2 separate regions of the Homo sapiens genome follow, and region 2 is linked to region 1. A link is a loop called in an ENCODE intact Hi-C map of the cell type or tissue named here. Cell type or tissue: dorsolateral prefrontal cortex. All regions are shown on one strand.

Region 1 (8,000 bases):
GAAAAGACACCATCAGAGGCTCTGCTGGGTGGAGGGAAAGATAGCCCTGGATCCTGGAGGGCATCCAGTAGGCAGATGGCACATTTGGCGGGCTGTATGCCTCCATCTTCTCTCCACAGCCTGGGCTTTGCAGCCAGAGGCCCTCCACCCCCACAGCCAGCCTAGGCAATCTCCCCGCTCCCACCCCACACATTTATTCCTGGGAGAAATGCAAATGCGAGTGTTCATTCACTCTCCCTGCCGCCTGCTCCCACTCTCCCTCCCTGCTTTCCCAGAGACATACGCTCCTGCCATCCCTGCTTGGTTGCCACACCCCCACCATCGTTCCTCCCCAATGCATACACACCTGCTCCCCCCACTCCCTGCAGGAGCCACATCCAGACTCAGGCTCGCATCCTAGACCCTCTCCCAACTTCTCCTCTTGCTTTCCCAAGCTCACAGGTCACACACTCTTGTTCTCATGAATATTAGGGGCTGTCCATGGATGTGTACATGTGACCTGGTGGGGGAAACGGCTAACCCCGCAGACTGCTGTTCCAGGCAGCCCAGCTCCCCAAGAGCCTGGCAAAGGAAGCAGGAGGCGGGGGAGGCGTCCTAATCCTAATCTCTCATTAGGAGAGGCAAAAGGCGTGTTGATGAATCGGAGGCGGCAGGTGGTATGGACAGAAGTTTGACCAGCCAACCCTGTTGTTGCCCTTTTCATGGATAGGGAGAGAGAGGCGGGGAAGTTCAGGAACCCTCCTGTGTTTTGGATGACAGGGGTATATCCCCTGCTGAGGGCTTGTAGCCACATAACTCCACTCCATGACCGGAACATGACCCTCTCCTCTTTTTCAGACACACAAGCCCCACAGGGTAGACTCCACACCTTCCTACCTTTGTACTCATGCTGTTTCCTGTCCAGGTGGCGTCTTTTTTTCTTTCATCCACCTGGCAAAATCTGATTTATCCCTTAAGAGCCAGCTCACATGGTAGGAGTCTTTCTGGTTTTCCTCAGGTAGAGGTAAAAGCCCTTTCCTTTATACTGTTCATACACAGTAGTTTCACTCGTGTCTGTGTGAAGCGACCACCAAACAGGCTTTGTGTGAGCAACAAGGCTGTTTATTTCACCTGGGTGCAGGCGGGCTGAGTCCGAAAAGAGTCAGCGAAGGGAGATAGGGATGGGGCCATTTTATAAGATGTGGGTAGGTAATGGAAAATTACAGTCAAAGGGGGTTGTTCTCTGGTGGCCAGGGGTGGGGGTTGCAAGGTGTTCAGTGGGGGAGCTTTTGAGCCAGGATGAGCCAGGAGAAGGAATTTCACAAGGTAATGTCATCAGTTAAGGCAGGGACCAGCCATTTTCACTTCTTTTGTGGTGGAATATCATCAGTTAAGGTAGGAACCAGCCGTCTGGATGTGCACATGCAGGTCACAGGGGATATGATGGCTTAGCTTGGGCTCAGAGGCCTGACACACAGCATTATTACAAACACTTAGGACACAGAGGTATCCATTCATGGATTTCTTTCCCTTTACCAAGGTATGAGTTCCTCAAGGATGTGCTGCTATGTATATTATCCATCCTTGAATGCGTAGCTGGGGACCTGGCATGTGACCGATATCCACTGAACATCCGTGAAGTGAACCGAAGTCGATGTTTAGTAGCCAGGTAGGAGCAGCGAGGGCGTCACCTGGCAGTTCTCATTCTAAAGAAGATGGTGTAGCCTGGGAGGGTCATGAATCCCACTTTTGCAACCAACCTTCCCTCAGAAGAGAGAGTCTGGGACACCCTGTTCTAACCCTTCGGTGGACTTCCGCATGGCATGTAGACCATTCCAGATGACTTGGTCTATGCTCTCTGTCCTTGAGATGGCTCTTTTACTGTTTTGTATGCACACTACATCTCCCCAGTTAGTCTGTAAGCTTTACTTGGGCAGGAAAGACGACCGTTTTGTGTCTTTCTGTGTCTGCCTCAGTACAGAGCTCCTGGGAGACCTTCGACAATTTAGTACATGTAGCTTGAAAGAACCCGAGGCTTTGGGTTTCAAAGGCAGCTGTCAGATTTCTGGTCCGACTTTAGGAATATATATATTTTTTTGTCTGTGGGTGGGCAGTCTCGTGGAACTGAGGATTAATTTTTCATGAGGGTTGTGAGTTTGCGAGAAATTCTTCAAGAAATGGCTTTGGGGCTGGGCATGGTGACTCACGTGTGTAATCCCAGCACTCTGGGGAGGCCAAGGTGGGAGGATCACTTGAGGCCAGGAGTTCCAGACCAGCCTGGGCAACATAATGAGACCCTGCCTCTATTTAAAAATAATAAGAAAAGAGGAAAGAAAAGGCTTTTGGATAGCTTTCGTAGGAATTTCTTAAGAGTATAATCTTTTCCCCACTCATCTTGTTAGAGCAATTAAGAGGCTTTGGGGCTGGGCATGGTGGCTCAATGGTAGGGGGTGGGTGGCAAGATGACTTTATTTTTATTTTTATTTTTATTTTTTTTAAATGAAGTCTCGTTTTGTCTCCTAGGCTGGAGTGCAGTGGTGCGATCTCGGCTCACTGCAACTTCTGCCTCCAGGGTTCAAGCAATTCTCCTGCCTCAGCCTCCCAAGTAGCTGGGACTACAGGCATGTACCACCGCACCCAGCCAATTTTTGTATTTTGAGTAAACAAGGGGTTTCACTATGTTGGCCAGGCTGGTCTTGAACTCCTGACCTCAGGTGATCTGCCCGCTTTGGCCTCCCAGAGTGCTGGGATTACAGGCGTGATCCACCACGCCTGGCTGGCAAGATGACTTTGAAGTGTTATTCTTGACCTGTTCACACCGTTGAGTTCACGCAGGGTGTTTTTCATATTACTTTATTTCCTGTACTGTGAAGTGTGTTGAAATGTGGAAGTTATTTCACAAAGTTAACAGGGTCTTCAAGACAGAAGAGATATACGTGCAGAGTACACACATACACCTACGTACACACCTGTATATGTCGATGACGACAGCATGGAGGGAATGAACTTGTGCATGGAGAAGGGGGCTTTTTTTAAACTTGAAAGAAACCAGCCCATTCTGTGTGTGTTTGGAGGAGGGGAGCCTGTAAAGCCTATTTACCTTGAATCCCCTCTGGCTTACAGCTGCAGAGAGCAAAGGAGAGCAGACATATTCTAGATTGGGCAGTGGGATGATGGTGATTGCGTTGCTGCTCAACGAGTCTGGGTTTGCAGGATCAAGGTAATGACCTCTCCCCTGAGGGCCTCATCAAAGGGGCTGAGGCTGCAAGCTGTGAATAAGATGCAGAAGGGGCTCTTATCCAGGCCGAAGCACCAGGTTGCTTTCGGCCATAATAACGTGTGGACTTTAAGCAGGAGCCTTGAAGAAACCAGCTGCAGCTAGAAAGAATGCGGCGATTGTAGTGGAGCACGGGGGAAGGAGGCTATGATGAAATGGGCCCTATTTTCCATAATTAGCAAAAAAGAAAGGTGAGAAGGAGCATAATGGGAATTTCTTGAAGTTAGGGACCCAGCTTAATCCAATTTCTTAAAAACCTCTGGAACTTTTTTCATCCTAACTTGGGGGTGGGCACTGTGTCTTACTCATTTCTAGAACATCCATCCTCTATGCCTCCCACCAATATACACACGCAGGGGGCTGAGAAGGGGCAGCATCCCTTGGAGGAAGTTAGGGGGAAAGGTGAAGTCGAGGCAGCCCTGTCTGGACCGGGTTCCACTTGGAGACCTGCCAAGCTGCTCACCTGGGCCAGGCAATGGAGGGTGGGGAAGCCTCTGGGGGAGGGACAGTCCATACAGAAAATAAATTACTGCAAGGGAAGGGGCAAATATTTAGGACTTGTCCTGCATTCGAGTATGATTTAAAGTGTGGAGCTGCAGACTCGGAACATGAGCGCCGGAGGGACCTCAGAGGAGCATCTTTTTTTTTTCTTTTTTGAGACGGAGTCTCACTCTGTCGCCCAAGCTGGAGTGCAGTGGCACAATCTCGCCTCACTGCAACCTCCGCCTCCCCGGCTCAAGCGATTCTCCCGCCTCAGCCTCCCAGTAGCTGGGATTATAGGCGCGCGCCACTATGCCTGGCTAATTTTTTTGTATTTTAGTAGAGACGGGGGTTTCACCATGTTGCCCAGGGTGGTTTCGAACTCCTGAGCTCAGGCAATAATCTGCCCGCCTCGGCCTCCCAAAGTGCTGGGATTACAGGCGTGAGCCACCGCGCCCGGCCGGGAGCATCTTATCCACCTCCTCGGTTTACAGATGAGGGAGCTGAGAAGGCACCTGGGAAGGGCCTACAACAAACGGGAGCCGACTATGTCCTCACCTGGGCTCACTCACGATGGGAATGAGCCCAGCCTGGGGACGTTTGTGCCCGCTAGACCCTAGAGGAGAGCGACACCATGCACACGGCCCATGGCTCTTCCGTGTTGGGACCCCACGGGCCTCCTCCACCGAGGAAAATCACCCCAGGAAGAGGGCCAGGCGCAAGACTGGGACCAGCTGTTACTCCCACCAGCCACTAGGTGGCACCGATGCGTCTGTCTCCGAGGAGGAGGCGCATTTTCAAACGTGGAGGGGCTTCTGGGAGACGTCCAGGTGCTCCGCCCCTTCCTCCCTGTTTCTCAGGAGCCGCCTCCCGAGGGTGGAAATGGCTGGGCCGCGCACACTGATGGAGAACAGATGGCGGGGGCGGGGCTGCCTCTTCCTTCCCCCGCCCCCACAAAAACACTGTGAACCCTCCTCCCTAAACCCGAGGTTGGGCAAGGGGGCCGCAGGACCCATCGACGTCACGCGGGCCCATCCCGGGCTTGAACCCTTCCCCTCTCCCATGGCTGCTTCCTAGTTCCTTGGGCCATTCTTCTCCTTGGCTGTTCCTCCTGAGGCCCAGCCAGGAGGGCGTGTGCTATGTTCACCCTGGAACAGAAGGGGGCGCCCTGCGCATCCCTGTGTCCTGCTGGCCAGATGCAGGCCCCTGCGGGAGCCCTGACCCTGCACCCTACCTCCGTCATTCCCTCGCTCCTCCTTCCCGATACCCGGGCCAGCAGGGCCAGGGCGATGTCTGGTGCCGGGGAACCAAGCGGCGGAGCAGCAGCTTTGCCAGAAGGGATCCTTGGCCCAGGAGAACTGGGTTTCTCGGCCTCTTTGAGCCAGAGCTGCCGAAGATGGAGGAGTCCCCAGGGGGACTTTCTGAACCTTACCTCCGGGCTGTTTGCTCGGCCAGGACCAAGATCAGATAGTCCACGGCCCAGATGTACCCAGGAGTGGCGGGTGGGGGAGGAGAGAGAAGGGGACACCAAGTCTTTAGACACATCTGTGTTTCTGGAGCAAAGGGAAACCACAGAAGGCCAGGAGTTTGGGTGTGCACTGGGTGTCTTTCAACTGGGTGGAACCAAACTGAGTCCTTGAAGTCTCGCTCCTGAGGCTGCAGAAGAATAGATGGCTTTTCCCTGCCTCGAGGGTGGGATAAGGGAGGCAAAGCTGGGAGAAAGAAAGGGAGAGAGAGAAAACGAATGGCCGGCACAGGTGCCTGGGCCCCAGCCTTCAAGTGCGGTCAGAGCAGATCCGGTGGCGGAGTAGGGCCTAGATGACCACGGACTGCAGGAGGCGGAAGCACATCATGAGGTCCAGCGGGATGGGCGGCTTCAAGTAGTTTCCATCCAGCCGCAGGTAGCGCAGGTGTGGCACGTTCTCCAGGTCCGAGGAGAAGTCATGGAACGCCACTAGGTCGTTGGGGCAAATCTGGGTTCCGTTGATTTCTACGGAAAAAGAAGACGAGAAATCAGAAGGGAGTGGAGGCTGGCGGCCAAGATGAGGAAGGGGAAGGGGGAAGACACCCGAGAGCAAGGACTGTAGACTTCTCTCTGAAACTGGCTAGCTTTGGGAATGTGTGATCATAGATGAGCTGCCTTGACCTCCAGGCTCAGTTTACTCATTTGTAAAATGAATTAAGTTGGAATTGATCAACAACTGTTATTGCAAGTTAACTCTAGAGAATTGGAAGTAAATTTTGAACTGGGCCTTCAAGAATAGGTAGAATTACAACAGGTGGAGACCTGGGGGATGGTGTTCTGATAGAGGAATCTGTTTGAATGAAGTTGTGGAGGCCAAAATTCTGCTTGTGGGCGAATCTGGGAATAGTAATAGTGCCCAATGTGATGTACTAAGGAGAGTAAGCTGGGAAGGTAGTTAGGCTTTCACTAAGAGGCTTTTGATCTCTGGTCTGAGGAATGGCAGTGAACAGGACTGTCTTTGTGAGAGCGATGTTATTAACAGGATACTTGAACCATGGTATCCTGGAGCGTTAAATCTGGAAGGGTCCTTAGAGATCCCTATGTTCAGGTTTATGCTGTACAAAGATAATCCGGCTACACTGTGGAGAAGCAATGGAGTAAGGTGAGATCTGAAGCCAGTAGGTGGATGTGAAAATTACTCTGCAGGTTTTCCTTTGAATTGGATGTGAGACATGAGGATGGGCAAAAGATGGTAACTGAAATAAGGATGACAGGAAGAGGAAAGAGGATCTGGGGAGAGCTCCGGAACCCCCGGGACATGATGAGCCTACTGATTCTGAAGGGTCCATGGCCTGAGATTCCATTTCCTCCATCACATCTTGTTGGATGCCTGTGGCACCAGGCATGCCAGCATTTAAATGAACTGTTTTATTCTCCCTAAGCCTTGCCTCACTTATCATTTATGGAGGAGCAGGAGGAGGAAGAGTAGGCATCATCTTCATTGTAATTGTCTTCCTCTTCCTTTTCCTCGTCTTTCTTCTTTGCCATTGGAGTAGCAGAAGGGCCCTGACACGGGGGTTTTCTCTTATGAGCTTGGGGCTGTGGCCTAGCCACCCTCATGCTGAGTTCTTCAATCTGTGAAATGGTAAGAGTGGTGCCTGCCCTGTAATCAGGGGAGAGAATGTTGGCAAAGGCATTTTGTAAGCTGTTTAAAGACAGTACCAGTGGCAGCATTATGGTCATTGTGAAGAACGTAATCACCCCACTGACCTAGGCCCCACTCAGCCCATTCTGTCGGGTAAAAGGCACAGGAGACAGGCTGGATGGGGTGGGCTCATGTGGGTGAGGTGTGAGTTCTCTGACTTCAACCTTAGAAGGTTGGGATATCCTCCAGCAACCTGTTCTTCCACAATCTGGTAGAGACCTATCAGCCATTTATTAATCAAGGTATCCCTTCTGTCTGTATTTTGGCCTCATAGCTTCCTGGGGGTAATGTGTTTTATTTTAGTGTGCTGTCTCCAGGGTAAAATTATACAGTCTTCCCCTTTTCCCATTTTTTTTTTGTAAGATTAAAAAAAAAATCCTCCCCTACTTCTTGAAATTATCCCAAATGAGTGAACGATCTATTCGCCCATTGTTGGTGTCGGTAGAGACACCAACAATCTCCATCTCATTCTTTGGTTTGGAACCTAAGGATCCCCAAATATCATTCTAGGGGTCCTTCTCTTTTCCCTCAATCCCTCTCTTCCCTTCTGCTGCTGCATCCCTTCTGTGAATGTAGGCTGATTTTGTTCAAGGACCAGAAAATATTATTTCACTTCTAAACCTTTCTGCTAATGCTCTGCTCCGAGCTGAAATTTTTGATTGAAGCAAAACTGCAACTTCCAGCCTCCTCTCCTGGGCTGCAATTGATACTCCAAGTCCAGAACCCTGTAAATGTCACTTAGGCAAACTCTTCCTTAAGTGCACCTAAACATCGCACCCTTCCAGATAGATTCAGAAAGCACCAGCATGCAGACCTTCTTTTCCTGACTGCCACATTTTTACCAGTTGCATACCCTGAATCAAAACCCAGGCTCAGGCTTGGGAAGAAGCATCTTCCCACAGGGGCAGGTTTCTGCAGAGGGCAGACCCAGGACATTTCAGGATAGGTATTTAAATGTCTCTGTTCTGTTTTTAGCAGAATGTCCAGGAGTATATTCCATGTCTACCCTACCTATAGATCCAGTTGCCAAGGAACTGGGGCTGAGGAAGAATGGAGGAAGAAAACCTATGACCCTCCAAGTATGGTATTCTGGG
Region 2 (8,000 bases), 79 kb after region 1:
TGAATTTGATCCTGTCATTATGATGTTAGCTGGTTATTTTGCTGGTTAGTTGATGCAGTTTCTTCCTAGCATTGATGGTCTTTACAATTTGGCATGTTTTTGCAGTGGCTGCTACCAGTTGTTCCTTTCCATATTTAGTGCTTCTTTCAGGAGCTCTTGTAAGGAGGCCTAGTGGTGACAAAATCTCTCAGCATTTGTTTGTCTGTAAAGGACTTTATTTCTCCTTCACTTATGAAGCTTAGTTTGGCTGGATATGAAATTCTGGGTTGAAAATTATTTTCTTTAAGAATGTTGAATATTGGCCCCCACTCTCTTCTGGCTTGTAGAGTTTCTGCTGAGAGATCTGCTGTTTGATGGGCTTCCCTTTGTGGGTAACCTGATCTGTCTCTCTGGCTGCCTTTCCTTCATTTCAACTTTGGTGAATCTGACAATTACGTGTCTCGGAGTTGCTCTTCTTGAGGAGTATCTTTGTAATGTTCTGTGTATTTCCTGAATTTGAATGTTGGCCTGCCTTGCTAGGTTAGTGAAGTTTTCCTGGATAATATCCTGAAGAATGTTTTCCAACTTGGTTCCATTCTCCCCGTCACTTTAAGGTACACCAATCAGACGTAGATTTGGTCTTTTCACATAGTCCCATATTTCTTGGAGGCTTTGTTAGTTTCTTTTTACTCTTTTTTCTCTAAACTTCTCTTCTTACTTCATTTCATTCATTTGATCTTCAATCACTGATACCCTTTCTTACACTTGATCAAACTGGCTACTGAAGCTTGTGCATGCATCACATAGTTCTCATGCCATGGTTTTCAGCTCCATCAAGTCATTTAAGGTCTTCTCTACACTGTTTATTCTAGTTAGCCATTTGTCTAATCTTTTTTCAAGGTTTTTAGCTTCTTTGCGATGGGTTCGAACATCCTCCCTTAGCTCGGAAAAGTTTGTTATTACTGATCGTCTGAAGCCTTCTCTCAACTCGTCAAAGACATTCTCCGTCCAGCTTTGTTCCATTGCTGGAAAGGAGCTGCGTTCCTTTGGAGGAGAAGAGGTGCTCAGATTTTAGAATTTTCAGCTTTTCTGCTCTAGTTTCTCCCCATCTTTGTGGTTTTATCTACCTTTGGTCTTTGATGATGGTGATGTACAGATGGGGTTTTGGTGTGGTTGTCCTTTCTGTTTGTTAGTTTTCCTTCTAACAGTCAGGACTCTCAGCTGCAGGTCTGTTGGAGTTTGCTGGAGGTCCACTCCAGACCCTGTTTGCCTGGGTATCACCAGTGGAAGCTGCAGAAAGCAAATATTGCAGAATAGCAAATGTTGCTGCCTGATCCTTCCTCTGGAAGCTTCATCTCAGAGGGTCACCCGGCTGTATGAGGTGTCAGTCAGCCCCTACTGGGATGTGTCTCCCAGTTAGGCTACTTGGGGGTCAGAGAGCCACTTGAGGAGGCAGTCTGTCCATTCTCAGATCTCAAACTCCATGTTGGGAGAACAACTACTCTCTTCAAAGCTTTCAGACAGGGACATTTAAGTCTACAGAAGTTTCTACTGCCTTTTGTTCAGCTATGCCCTGCCCACAGAGGTGGAGTCTACAGAGGAAGGCAGGCCTGCTTGAGCTGTGGTGGGCTCCACCCAGTTCGAGCTTCCCAGCCACTTTGTTTACCTACTCAAGCCTCAGCAATGGCAGATGCCCCTCCCCCAGCCTCGCTGCTGCCTTGCAGTTCGATCTCAGACTGCTGTGCTAGCAGTGAGCAAGGCTCCGTGGGCGTGGGACCCTCCGAGCCAGGCGTGGGATATAATCTCCTGGTGTGCCATTTGCTAAGACCATTGGAAAAGCGCAGTATTAGGGTGGGAGTGTCCCAGTTTTCCAGGTACCGTCTGTCACAGCTTCTCTTGGCTAGGAAAGGGAACTCCCTGACCCGTTGTGCTTCCTGGGTGAGGCAATGTCCCGCCTTGCTCTGTGGGCTGCACCCACTGTCTGACAAGCCCCAGTGAGATGAACCCGGTACCTCAGTTGGAAATGCAGAAATCACCCACCTTCTGCGTCACTTATGCTGGGAGCTGCAGACTGGAGCTGTTCCTATTCGGCCATCTTGGAACCTCCCCCAAAACATGCTTTTTTAATCTGCCTAAACATATTCCCACCCTTTCACCTAGCTAACTCTTATTCTTCTTTTAGGCCAGGGGTCCCCAACCCCCAGGCTGTGGACTGGTACAAGTCCATGGCCTGTCAGGAACCAGGCCAAACAGTGGGAGGTGCAGGAGGTGAGTGGCTGGCAAGCATTAACACCTGAGCTCCTCCTCCTTTCAGATCAGCAGTGCCATTAGACTCTCATAGGAGCACAAACCCTCTTGTGAACCGTGCATGCGAGGGATCTAGGTTGCACACTCCTTATGAGAATCTAACTGGCTCCTGATGATCTGAGGTGGAACAGTTTCATCCCAAAACTATTCCCCTCTGAACCCCACTGTCCATGGAAAAATTATCTTCCATGAAACCAGTCCCTGGTACCAAAAACATTAGGGAACCGATGTTTTAGGCTTCAGGTTAAGTGTCACCTCATTAGACAGGTTTACCTGGCCCTGAGGGTCCCCTTCCACAACACTCACCTATTTATAAAGCCTGCAGTTTTCACCACCAAGTGAAGCCTGTCCATCTTGTTCACTGCTTAGCAAAGTAATAAACAATTGCAACTGCATAAATGGATGGTCAGGTTTTGTACCCTCTCCTTTAAGTGATGAACTTCTACTCATCCTGCACATCCTCCTCACACTCCCAGCCCCAAGCTGGTTCAACTGCTCTTCTCTGTGTTCCAATAGCACATTTTACCTTCCCTATCATAGACTTCATCTTATTACATCATGATTCCATGTTTACTTATCTGCCACTCCATCTAGGATTTGAGCTCCTTGAGTTCCGTGGTCTTGTTTTATCATCTTTGTATCTCCCAAGAAGAATGCTTGGCATAGGGCAGGCTCTCAATGATGTTGACTTTATAAATCTGTTGTAAAAAGAGCCCCGGGAACCCTGAAAGTAGAGAGTAGGAAGTTGAGGGAGGGAGGCAATTTTAGATTTAGCTAACTGCCCTGAACATGGCATAGATGAATTCTTCCTGTCTAACCTATTTGGGGAAGTGGATCGAGAGTTCTGTGTCCAAGTGTATATTTGCATATTTACATTTAGCTAGAAAAATAAAAACTGCCCTTAGTACAGGAAGATGGGGAAGGCAGATAGCCTCTGCTCTAGGAGCTTAATCAGCAAGTCACCAGGGCTATTTTCAGAGCTTCCAGTGAGTTTTTGGCTATGCTAAGGGAGTTCACGAGCCACGTTTGGCAGCAGAGATTGGAGAAAGTTGTTCCACGTAAGAAATGAGAGGAATTCGGATTTTGCCCCTAAGAAGAAGACAACAATGAAGAGGGGGAAGGGGATTAGCTGAATAACATGCAAAGAGTCTGCACCCTGAGTTATGAAAATGATCAATGGATTTTTAAAAAGTCATACCAGAAATGTCTGTTGTTTAGTATTATTTAGTGTTTAGTGTTATTGCTATGATGTAAAGCTCTTCATTTCTTCAAAGCTTCCTAAGTTTTCCACATCACAGAAGCCTTGCAAGTATTTCTGCCATGTTCTCCACCTGGATGGTGGTGGTGTGGAACAGGGACAGTCACCAGGAATGGCCAGAGGACCCTGGATCGAACAATTCATCAGAAGCAGGAGCACCCTCCAGAAGTTTGTGGAAAACTTGAGATGGACATTAGACTTTGCAAACTCCAAAGGGTGATGCTGGTTCAAGGCACATTTGCCCTGACCTGAAGGGTCAATGTGACCACTTCTAGTCTTTATGAGCAGGGCTGTGTGTGTTTCAGTGGCAGTGTGTCTCTAAGAAGTGTGGGCTTTCATTGTCTGTATAATTAAACCCTGTGCTTGCAATTATCCTTGAAGGTATATGTGTTTATGTGCTGCTTTTGGAATGATATATTGATATGACTGCATGTTGAGTCCCTGTGGGAGAGGCTGCTAAATGGTCATGTGACCATACTTTTCTTCCTCACCTAGGAACACCAAGCCCCTTCGCACTCCATGAGAAGTAGAGGCCTTCCCGGGATCAAAACAGCACTCCCTCTCTGAGCCTCCCCAAGTAACATACACTACCTGCCCCATTTTCTCCTTCTCCTGCCCCTGCCTGTTTCCTTGTCTTCTTCCTCCAGCCCCAAGAATAGCTGAGGCTCTTAACTAAGAACAAGAAAACAAAAAATCGGGTCACCAGATGTGCTTCATTCCACCTCTCCCTCTCTAGCTATCCTCCCCACAAGCCAACGCATTCTGAGCATATATACAGCAAGCACCTGGCATCCCCCCAAACCCAGCTGTGCCTCTGCCTGGCAACAGACCCAACTCAGGTGGAAATTTGGGGTACCCCACAAGCATACCATATGGTTCATCCTGTCTCTAGCACTATGGTGCAGCTCTTTTGTTCTGCCTAGACAGCCTAAGCAGACCCCAGAATGATTTTTCCCATCCTGAATGAAAGGTGATATGTTGATGTCATCTGTACTGCCGGTCGCCTTCTCCCTGTGTAGACACTGCCTGTCTCAGTGTAGGAGGACAATGAGGTCTCCAGGAACAAGGTCCCCGTCCAGAGGCAGGAAGACAGAGAGACCAGCAGTCCTGCCTCAGCTCATGGGCAGGGTTCACTTGAGCTGGTCCCCACCTGGAGCCCAAAATGAGTGTCTTGTGCTTTGGAGTGAACAGACATCTGGGATTCTCATTGGGGACTGTTTACTGGTTGATTTGCATGGCACATTAACAGCCCACAGCAGCCCACTTTCTGCCAGGGACTTTCAGGAACCATTTCTCCAAGCCAGCGTGGCCCTGCGCGGGCATGAGCCCTCCCCATCCCTTCTTCCCTCCCCACATCAGCCACGTGGATGTGACTCACACAGGCTCTCTGAGCCCCTGCCAGCAGCAGCCAGAGGACTGCCTGGATAAAGTTGGGATGGGCTACTTCAGGAGCAGGGAACAGTCCAGAGTCCCTGTTAGAATTCCGTGGGCCTCCGTGCCCTCCTCCTACTACTACTCCCAGTGTCGCCTGCAGCCCAAACCTCATGCAGCAGCGTCTCCCTGATGCTTGGGCGAAAGTTCATCCTTTCCTATCTGCTTCTCTCCTTTCTCCCGTAGCACATACCACAATCAGGGACAACTATGTGAGTTCTCTTGGTTTTTCCCTGTGATATTATATAAATAACCCACACTTAAAGCAGAATATTCATATATATTATTTTGTTTTATCCTCATGATCACTCTATGAGATAATTGTTATATTTCCCATTTCAAAGAAGAAGAAATTGAAGATTGAAAGATTAAGTGAGGCAAAGCATAGAGGATGTTTAGGTAGTTAAACTACTCCGCATGATCCTATAAAGGTGGATACAATTCATTATACATTTGTCCAAACTCATAGAATGTACAACACCAAGAGTGAACCTTAATGTGAACTCTGGACTTTGGGTGATAATGATGTTAAAATGTAGGTTCATCGGGTTTAGCAAATGACTGTTCCTGTGGGGGATGTTGATAGTTGGGGAGGCTGTGTGTGTGAGGGGCAGGGGATACATGGGGAACTCTGTACTTTCTACTCAATTTTGATGTAAACATAAAACTGCTCTAAAAAAAAAAAAGTCTATTTAAAAAATGCCACTCTAGGCAATACAGAGAGACCCTGTCTCTTAAAAAAAAAAAAAAAAAAAATTAGCCGGGCATGGTCATGCACTTCCATGGTCCCAGCTACTTGGGAGGCTGAGGTGGGAGGATTGCTTGAGCCCAGGAGGTTGAGGCTGCAGTGAACTATGATCACACCACTGCACTCCAGCCTGAGCAACAGAGTGAGACCCTGTCTCAAAAAATAATAATAGTAATAATAAGAAATACATAAATAAATACTTATTTTTAAAAATTTTAAGTTTTAAGTTTTTTAAAAAGTTTTCCTTGATTCCCAGAGTTTCCCTTGTTCTAAATGTACTGCATGAGCTTCTGAATGTACTTGGAGATTTACCAGTACCTCTCCTTGCCAGTTGTAGCTCCTCACCCCAGCCTGTCATCTGTCTGCCCCACCCTCCTCAACCTCTGGACTATAAGAACTCTGAGCCTTGACTTAGTTGTCTCTGTATTCTTAGCTTGCGGCAGTGTCTGACACATAGTAGATGCTGAATAAATGTCTGCTGGGAGAATGCATGAATGAATGAATGCATGGAGGAAGAGGAAGGAGAGGAAGAGAGAGAAGAAGATAGTGGGAAGGAAGAGAGGAAGAGGAAATAAAAAACAGGAAAAGGAGATGGAAGAAGAAGGAGAGTGCAGTATAGGGTCGGAAAGAAAAAAGGCATCCCTTGATTTGATCTTATCCCCTTTGTCTTCCTGGGGACTGGAAGGCCCTTCTCAGTTCCTTTCTTTTCCCTCTCCTCCCAACAGGATAAGGACTTTGGCCACAGCCCTGCCTATCCCCCAGGTATCCCCATAAAGTCTTTAACCCTTAGATATAGAACTGCTCTGTCCCTTTTCTACAAAACAAATGTGTTATTTGGGCAGAAGAGGAAAGGAGAAAATTTGAAGTGGAAAAATCTTTGGTTTGGAAATTCAGCTGACTGCCCTCATTTGGAATAAAATGTCCTTCAGTCCCTGGCTGTGTGGCAGGCAGGCCCGGCCAACAGCAACACCGGATGCCGGGAGACTGGGAGGAGGCCTGGGGATTTTCAGAGGAGCCGCCAGAGTGGTATGAACTTGGAATCCAGGAAGAGAGTGATGGGGCTCATCTCCAAGGGCTGAATCCCTATCCTCTTCCTCATCTCTGTCCAGACAGTGGTCAGTTGTCCCGATGTGTCAGGCAGAGTGCTGTCCTGGGGGCACAGACAGGACCAGGAGAAGCAAGTCCTGAGGGAGAACAGGGGCTGGGTCTGTCTCATGTCCTGAGCACCAACCTCAGCATCTGACACATGGAAGGTACCCAAGAAACATCAGCTGGGAAAAAAAAAGTAACCCTTGTCCCGAGGGGTTGACAGGAGACCCAGACTTTGCACTCAGGTTGGTCCCAGCCTAATAGTGGAGACAGAACAGATATAAAGAATGCAGCTCAAAATCGGAATACCAAGTACAAATACAAATAATATAAACCAAGGGCTGACCTATCAGAGTAGCACAGCAGACTGGCTTGGGGCCAGTGAGGTGAATTGAGAGAACCTCCCCAAACAGACCATCCTAAGTGGGCCTCTGAAGGAGCAGATGGGAATTATTTGGCTGAAGCCAGTAGGATGAGTATCAAAGTGGGGAGTTCAGACAACATAAGAACAAGAAGAGCAGGAGGCTGAGCGGGGATGGGGCAGGTCTCCAGGGCTGGAGCAAAGCACAGCTGACCCACCCTGACTGGTGTCTGCAGATGTTGTAGAAGCAGCGCTTAAGTTTACACTGGCTTGCTGGTAACCTGGGTAGCCGGGGGGAAATATCACAGTATAGTTCACAGGTTGTGTCATAATCTCCCAGATTCATCATTTTCAGCCTTGGTTGTGCTTATGGGGCTAAGGGGTGGAGGCCTAGATTTGTAACAACCCAGAGACCAAACCCATTTCCACAAGAAAGTGCACAGAGAAGACAAAGGGAAAAACGTGGTAACAGGGAAGATGTCAGAGAGATGGGAGGCTGTGCAGAGAGGGCAGCACAGGCTGCCAGTTGGCCTCTCTTGTTTTGTTTTGTTTTGCTTTGCAGGAGAGAGGGAGGTTGGAAGCGCCACTGAGAGGAGTCAGAGGAAAGTGTAAGGAGACTTGTAAAAAAAGGTATGCAGGGTGCTGTGTGCTGCCTGATCCACTGTATGTGAGTTCTGGGTTTCAGCAAAGGCCATACAGACATTAAGGCTTCTGGAGCTGGGCTAATGCTTCCTTGGACTGTGATCCCGCTGAAATCAACTTTGGAGGAAAGGAAATGAAAAGGCTCCAATTTGTATCTTCCTGGGAGTAAATGTTTCTTATCCAAT

What was found. A loop is a pair of places that touch in the nucleus more often than their neighbours do. Peaks named below come from ENCODE experiments on the same cell type or tissue, not always from the same donor. Only the 100,000 strongest peaks of a DNase experiment are listed, where the experiment ranks them.
Region 2: it touches region 1 in a loop (2.7-fold over the local background); 9 of 110 quality-filtered maps call a loop at or near these places.

What each region holds. Positions count from the first base shown.
Region 1 is chr1:203,484,432-203,492,431 of GRCh38, reverse strand. It overlaps PRELP (proline and arginine rich end leucine rich repeat protein), which reads right to left. Exons shown (of 3, transcript NM_002725.4): 3 at 1,080-5,726. The coding sequence ends at 5,551. Among named protein-coding and RNA genes, the nearest start is that of OPTC, 5.7 kb to the left of the region's middle. RefSeq lists an enhancer at 174-972. In dorsolateral prefrontal cortex, a CTCF peak has its summit at 4,520 (motif pointing right); DNase peaks (open chromatin) are centred at 178, 4,501 and 4,891; H3K4me3 peaks cover 1,071 bases; H3K27ac peaks cover 2,455 bases.
Region 2 is chr1:203,405,588-203,413,587 of GRCh38, reverse strand. It overlaps BMNCR (bone marrow associated non-coding RNA), which reads left to right and starts at 5,963. Exons shown (of 3, transcript XR_001738390.3): 1 at 5,963-7,057; 2 at 7,736-7,803. RefSeq lists a silencer at 3,221-3,421. In dorsolateral prefrontal cortex, no CTCF peak of the experiment used is centred here; a DNase peak (open chromatin) is centred at 4,897; H3K27ac peaks cover 4,616 bases.